Linked DNA regions of Homo sapiens: region 1 is linked to region 2. The links are chromatin contacts, found by Hi-C or POLR2A ChIA-PET in ENCODE. All regions are on one chromosome and are shown on one strand. Each heading gives the region's core, a stretch centred on a gene start or an enhancer-like site at or near the end of the contact. The rest is flanking DNA. Distances are from core to core; before and after follow the strand shown. Region 1 overlaps FNIP2 (folliculin interacting protein 2). Region 2 overlaps SPMIP2 (sperm microtubule inner protein 2).

Region 1 (3,291 bases), core at 380-2,879, 220 kb before region 2:
AAAAAAGGAAATTGGTTAAGCAAAATGATATAGTCACACAATGGATGACATTCTATAGCATCCAAATCATAATTTTATACACAGACACACAAAACAAAAGAAAAATGTTCTCAATAGAAGAAGTAAAAGCAACTCTAATAGCCTGACTTCACCACTGTGCAATCTATGCATGTAACAAAATTACACTTATACCCCATAAATTTATATAAATTTTAAAAAGTAAAAGCAAGTTATAAATTTATGTGAAAAACATTTAAAAATAGGAGCGATTATGCATGTGCAGAATAGGCCAGCAACACTCTACACCAACATATTATAACAGTGGTTGCCAAGAGGTAGGTGAAAATTTTATTTTAATTTTTTGTGTTTTATTCTTGTTGGTATTTTTGGATTTTGCTCTAATGAATTTGTGTTACTTTTGTGATTTGGATTATTTTAAACCTAAATATTCTAGATTATTTAACTATTAGATTATTTAACTATTTAAGATAACTTAAATAGCATTTAGCATATTCTACACTGTGAGGGAATAGAGTAAGGATAATGTTTATGGAGAAATCTGATTTGAATAAATTTCATAGAATCTTTCTTCTTCATCAAAATAACTGTTAGCTCCTATTATTAAAAGTAATATGTTTGTTATGAGGTTTAATGTATTTAAAATCTAAACTCATTATAAACCTCAGAGGCTAAGTTAATTGGCAGTGTCAATAATGATAGGAGATATGTATGTGCAAAATGTTTACTAGTTTGACAGGGTCGCTACTTCACCTGAGCTTCAGAGCCCAGTGTAGTCTTCCTGGGGGCTCAGAGTACAGTTAGGAGCTGCATGCAGCTCAAGCTTTATTTGAAATATGTTTAGAAAAGACTGACACAGCCCTTTGGATTTTGAGGGAATGTGGATAAGAGGCCTGGATTAGATGTTTTAAAAGCTAAAACATGTAGTTATAATTTTAAGTCCTGAAATTTGAATTTGTTGTATTATGCATTATTATTTGATTTAGTAGGTGGTACTAAGAGATGGACGGAGGCATGTGGTCTTTTAATGCATGGAGTATATAGCTCCAAAAAGAGCATTGGTTTTTGTTGTTGCTTTAGGTTGTGTTTCTCGTGGTTTGCCTGTAAGGTCAGCCTAAGGAAGCTACTTTGCCGTTGTGTTTCCTTGGAAAAGGAAGCTGTAAAAGATTGTCCTTGCCGTCATGAAATACTTTGGCTGCCAGCATGAACTCCTGGTGTGTGAATCTGATTTGGGAACTGGTAATGTGCTTTATTTCTCCAGCCACTGTTTTTCTTGGTGTGGGTGAAAAGGAACAAATGTTTTGTACTGATTGTACAAGCCCCTTGCTTAGTGTGAATTGTTAGGCCTGGACTATGAGATCATATACTTGGCTGTAAAAGTAAGTCTTTCCTTTGGATGTAAGAGTGCTGAAATATTTGGTGAGTTCCTACTTACCAAGCATTCTTTATCTCAGATTTATGAAAAATGATTATTATGTAAAAAAAGGAAAAACAGGATGGACTTTTCCAGCTAACTGGGCATGTAACAGTGATTTCCCTCAACCCCACCCCATCTGTAAATGGAACATCCATGACTCACTACTCATGGCCACACAGACACTTTTGTAACCAGTGCTTGAATGGGAGGGTGGGATGGGGATGGAAGGAGATGGGCTGGCACCCCACTTGTGTTCAGCCAGAATCTGTCCAGCTGCCTTTATAATGGACTTCTGAAAAGGACAATGTGCCTTCTCATGCATCATGCTACATATTTTTTTTTCCTTATTGCACTTTCTGTTTGTGCCAGAATAATACAATATATTAAGTGCAATAAAATGTAGCCATTAATACTATAATGTTGTGGATAAATGTTGTATAGCAGAGTACTCTTTCTGTTATATAAGATTTTAGTATTAGCATGAGTTTGGATCCCCGATTATCATATTTCTGTCTCCTGAACTGTGTGCCTTCATTTCTAGGAATTATTTTTCTAGTTATTTGTCCCTGTAAACTTGTTTAATTTGTAGATTATACTTTAGAATTTGTGTCCATCATAGTGCTATAAGAGATTTATATATTGGTTTATGAAGATGATTTTATTACCACACCTAAGACTTTTTAATCATAAATAAGAGATTTCTGTATTTGATATATATCTTTAAATAAATGATTGGTGTTTGGTTATGTGCTGATGTCTAATTGAAAATGACAACCAATTCATGCAGGGTGTCTAAGTGAGAATGAACACTGAGGCAGTAGGAATTCATCCCAAAAGCTGAGGGGGGCTAATTAAGAACCTACATATCTGGTGGGGACCTCAGCCTGATTCCCAGTAAGGATAGTTGCATGTTGTCATAGCAACTCTTTCTTCACAAGTTGAAGACAAGTTAGACGTTAACCTGCACATTCCTCAAGAGATGAAACAGGTGTTGATTTAGGATGTGTTAGGAAGCAGCAGCAAATTCACCAGTTCAATTGATTCTGGCTTTAACACCTTATAAATACTTCAGACTGCCAACTCTCTCTCTGATATGCCTGGAAAATTGGACATTTTTTGTCTTATAGTCAAAACCTTTGGGGTTATGGGGGGAAAAGTATGTTATCATTCATTTCTTCATTAGCTATCCTCATTTACTCAAGTTCTTTTATAAAATATGATTTAAAGATAGTTACAAAAATACCTTTTAAATTCAATGCCACAAAGTCTTTTAAAGCATACATTTGAAATAACTGTAAATGAAACAAGAAAACGTACATGTGATAGTTACAGCATGGCTGTGAGAGTTCGTCTAAATCCTAGCCTTGCCATTGTGTCTCTGCTTTTAATGCAGTGCTTGGCAGGAAGTTGGCGTTTAATAAATACCTGTTGAATGAATGAATGAATTCAAGAGTTTTGAACACTGATGATCCTTAAAGAGTCTCTAGTATTCCAGAATCTGATCTCTTGAAATATTTCTTGATGTTTCTAGCATGCGTTGTGACATTTTAGAAAATGAATCTTGTTACAGACAACTCAAAGAAATTTCCTCCTTTTTGTCAATATTAGTGAATTATTTTCCTGGTATCAAAATGATAGGGTAAAAGTGCTCTAACAGTTGATTGACCTGCACCCCCACCTCCCTAAAAAAACCTTTAAGAAGACACTTGCCTAAGTAATATATCAGAGATCCAGTTATGAAATCCCACAGCTGTCAGAAATGACCTACTGAAAAATGATTTAAATATTTATGAAGCTATGAAATTGTTAGCTGTGGGTTGATGATGTAGAACTCTTCTCTATATACTTTTCAGATT
Region 2 (3,010 bases), core at 20-2,519:
TCCCATACAATCTAAAGACCATGCTCACCTCCTTTAGAAAATATTTTCTGAGCTGGACATGGTGGCTCAGGCCTGTAATTCCAGCACTTTGGGAGGCCGAGGCAGGTGGATCACAAGGTCAACAGATCAAGACCATCCTGGCCAACATAGTGAAACCCTGTCTCTACTAAAAATACAAAAATTAGCTGGGCGTGGTGGCGTGTGCCTGTAGTCCCAGCTACTCAGGAGGCTGAGGCAGGAGAATCGCTTGAACCCGGGAGACGGAGGTTGCAGTGAGCTGAGATTGCACCACCGCACTCCAGCCTGGCAACAGAGTGAGACTCCATCTCAAAAAAAAAAAAAAAAAAAAAAAGAGAAAACATTTTCTGTTCTTCATGGCAGACATTATTATTCACTGAAACTTTAAAGTACAATTTGATCTGTTTCATTTGTGTGCTGAGGTTTCCTAGCCGTTTCGTGACTATGTGTCTTGTCTCTTTGCTTGACAGTTAACCCGTTTTTCGTCCCTATTAGAGACTCGCACGACGTCTCGTTTGCTTTGGAACCTCTTTAGCATTCTGGACAGTGCAATGCACCAAGCAAATGCATAGTAATATTTGCTGAAAGAAGACTGCTTGCTCATTAAATTTGCTGATGTAATCAAAAATATAAAATTCTGTAGTTTTCCTGTCAAGTAGAGAAAGAAGGCAGAATCAAAAATTTTGTAAACATCCTTGGACTTTTAGTTGAAAAGTAAAACTGACCCATCTTGACAAAATTTTGCAACCAGGTGAATCCACATATTCATCTCTCCTGAAAGGAAAATCTAAGTAGATAACAAATAAATTACATTTTCTTTATTTTGGCTTGCAATTTTCCTAGCATAAATGTGCATGGTATAGTCAGTTTTATTATAAGAAATGCTCACCATTCACATAGATAGTCTCTAGATATTTCATGAAAAAAATTAGTAAGATTTGTGTATATAGAACTAATAAAAATCCATTTGAGTGCTGCAAGTAATAGGAAATCCATTGCAAAATTGATTAAACAATTAAGGAAAATTATGTCCCATAATAAGATCTTCTGAGGCAGGAGGAATCCAGGGTTGCTTTCTTCAGTAGCTCAATGATGTCTTCGGAATCACAGGCTTTTCCATCTGTGTGCACTGCATCCTCTCCTTACCCCTGGCCAGTTCCCCTTGAGGTCCCAAGGAGGCTGTCACGGTTTCAGTTATCATAGGCAGATACAATGATGTTCAAGAGGGTGTGTGTATGTTTAATCAGCAGGGAAGCCCTTCCTAGAAAACCTCAGATAAATTCCTCTCTCATTTTATTCACCAGGATTGAGTCATTCGTCTCTTCCTAAAACCAAGAGCTGGCAAGGGAACTGGAATTTCGATGACTGGCTTGGATGATTCAGAATTTAATCCTGAGTCATGTGAGGTCAGGGTAGACACCCAAATAAAATGGAAGCTCTCTGGAAAGGGAGAAGAGTGTGCTGGCCTCTGGGTAGTCAGCTACAAAGCAAAAAGGAAAACATTCCTCAGAGAAAACACACACACACAAACACACAGCTACAATGCAACTTTTTACTGCTGCTGTGCAATTTACTTTTAAGACCACATGAAATTATTTGAAGTTACTTCTTTTCTCCTCTTTGGTCTCTGTTGCTAGCTAAATCATAATTAGTTTGGTGTTCGTACTATCATACTTGTGAATATGGCTTTTTTTTTTTTTTTTGAGATGAAGCTTCGCTCTTGTTGCCCAGGCTGGAGTACAATGGCACAATCTTAGCTCACTGCAACCTCTGCCTCCTGGGTTCCAGCGATTCTCCTGCCTCAGCCTCTGAAGTAGCTGGGATTACAGGCATGCGCCACCACACCCAGCTAATTTTGTAATTTTAATAGAGACAGGGTTTCACTGTGTTGGTCAGGCTGGTCTCAAACTCCTGACCTCAGGTGATCTGCCCACCTCAAAAGTGGTGGGATTACAGGTGTAAGCCACCGGACCCAGCCAAGGATATGGGTTTATACTAAAGCAATGCAAAGAAATGAAGGCAAGCCAGGGGCTCATTCAGAAACTATCCTCACAAAAGGCAAGGGAGAGGGCAATTATTGGTATTCCTCCATATTCAAGCTCTTTAGTTGTTGTTGTTATTGTTTAGAGACAGGGTCTCACTCTGTTGCCCTGGCTGGAGTGCAGTGGCACAATCCTGACTCACTGCAGCCTTGAACTCCTGGGCCCAAATAATTCCCCCACCTCAGCCTCCTAAGTAGCTGTGATTACACGCATGGGCCTCCACACTCGGCTAATTTTTAAAATTTTTTTGGTAGATATGAGGGTCTTACTATGTTGCCCAGGCTGGTGTCAAACCCCTGGCCTCAAGTGATCCTCCCACATCGGCCTCCCAAAGTGCTGGGATTACTGACATGAGCCACTGTGCCTGGCCTCCATAATCAAACTCTTTGATCTAGAGCAGAGGTCAGCACATTTTTTTTTAAAGGTCAGATAGTAAATGTTTTAGGCTTGCAGGTCATACATACAATCTCTATCACAACTCCTCAACCCTGTCACTGCAGTGGACAATACGTAAACCAGTAAGTGTGGCTGTGTTCTAATAAAACAGAATTTATGGGCACTGAAATTAGAATTTTATATAGTTTTTATGGGTTGGTAAATATTTTTCTTTTAACTTTTTTCAACCACTTACAAAGTGAAAGCCCACTTTTAGCTGTATAAAAAAAGGTGGCAAGCCAGATTTGGCACATGAGCCATGGTTTACTAAATCCTGTTCTACAGCAGTTTTCATATTTGTCTTTTATCTTACATCTCCTTCTTGCATATTTTAGATATGAATGAAGCTTCTCTATTTATTAGACTTAATTAATTGATTACATAACTGCAAAAATAAGTATTTCATTTAAGTGGACTATTTTGTAGATTCATAAAAGAACGTACTTTTTATTTGTACAATAACAGGTCCCAGTGGAGAGTCTTGCTTGACTCTACATTGCCAGTGTCAATTTGGC

What was found. Hi-C counts contacts between places; a loop is a spot of excess contacts on that map. ChIA-PET counts read pairs that join two places held with the same protein, here RNA polymerase II (POLR2A). Pooled maps may share reads with other maps.
Region 1: a map of breast epithelium shows a loop between it and region 2 (14-fold over the local background). The contact joins two enhancer-like sites. A Hi-C loop is called at or near these places in 1 of 168 maps with a recorded cell type or tissue (breast epithelium) and 1 of 50 pooled maps. POLR2A ChIA-PET finds 5 or more read pairs at or near these places in 3 of 52 experiments (T-cell, WTC11 and activated T-cell).

Annotation. Positions count from the first base shown.
Region 1 is chr4:158,773,927-158,777,217 of GRCh38, forward strand. All of the region lies in intron 1 of FNIP2 (folliculin interacting protein 2), which reads left to right. Among named protein-coding and RNA genes, the nearest start is that of FNIP2, 6.5 kb to the left of the region's middle. Within about 2 kb of position 1,630, at least 5 of the 41 ENCODE cell types and tissues checked have a DNase peak (open chromatin) inside an H3K27ac peak, as active enhancers do.
Region 2 is chr4:158,995,527-158,998,536 of GRCh38, forward strand. All of the region lies in intron 1 of SPMIP2 (sperm microtubule inner protein 2), which reads right to left. Among named protein-coding and RNA genes, the nearest start is that of SPMIP2, 38 kb to the right of the region's middle. RefSeq lists an enhancer at 733-1,932. Within about 2 kb of position 1,270, at least 4 of the 41 ENCODE cell types and tissues checked have a DNase peak (open chromatin) inside an H3K27ac peak, as active enhancers do.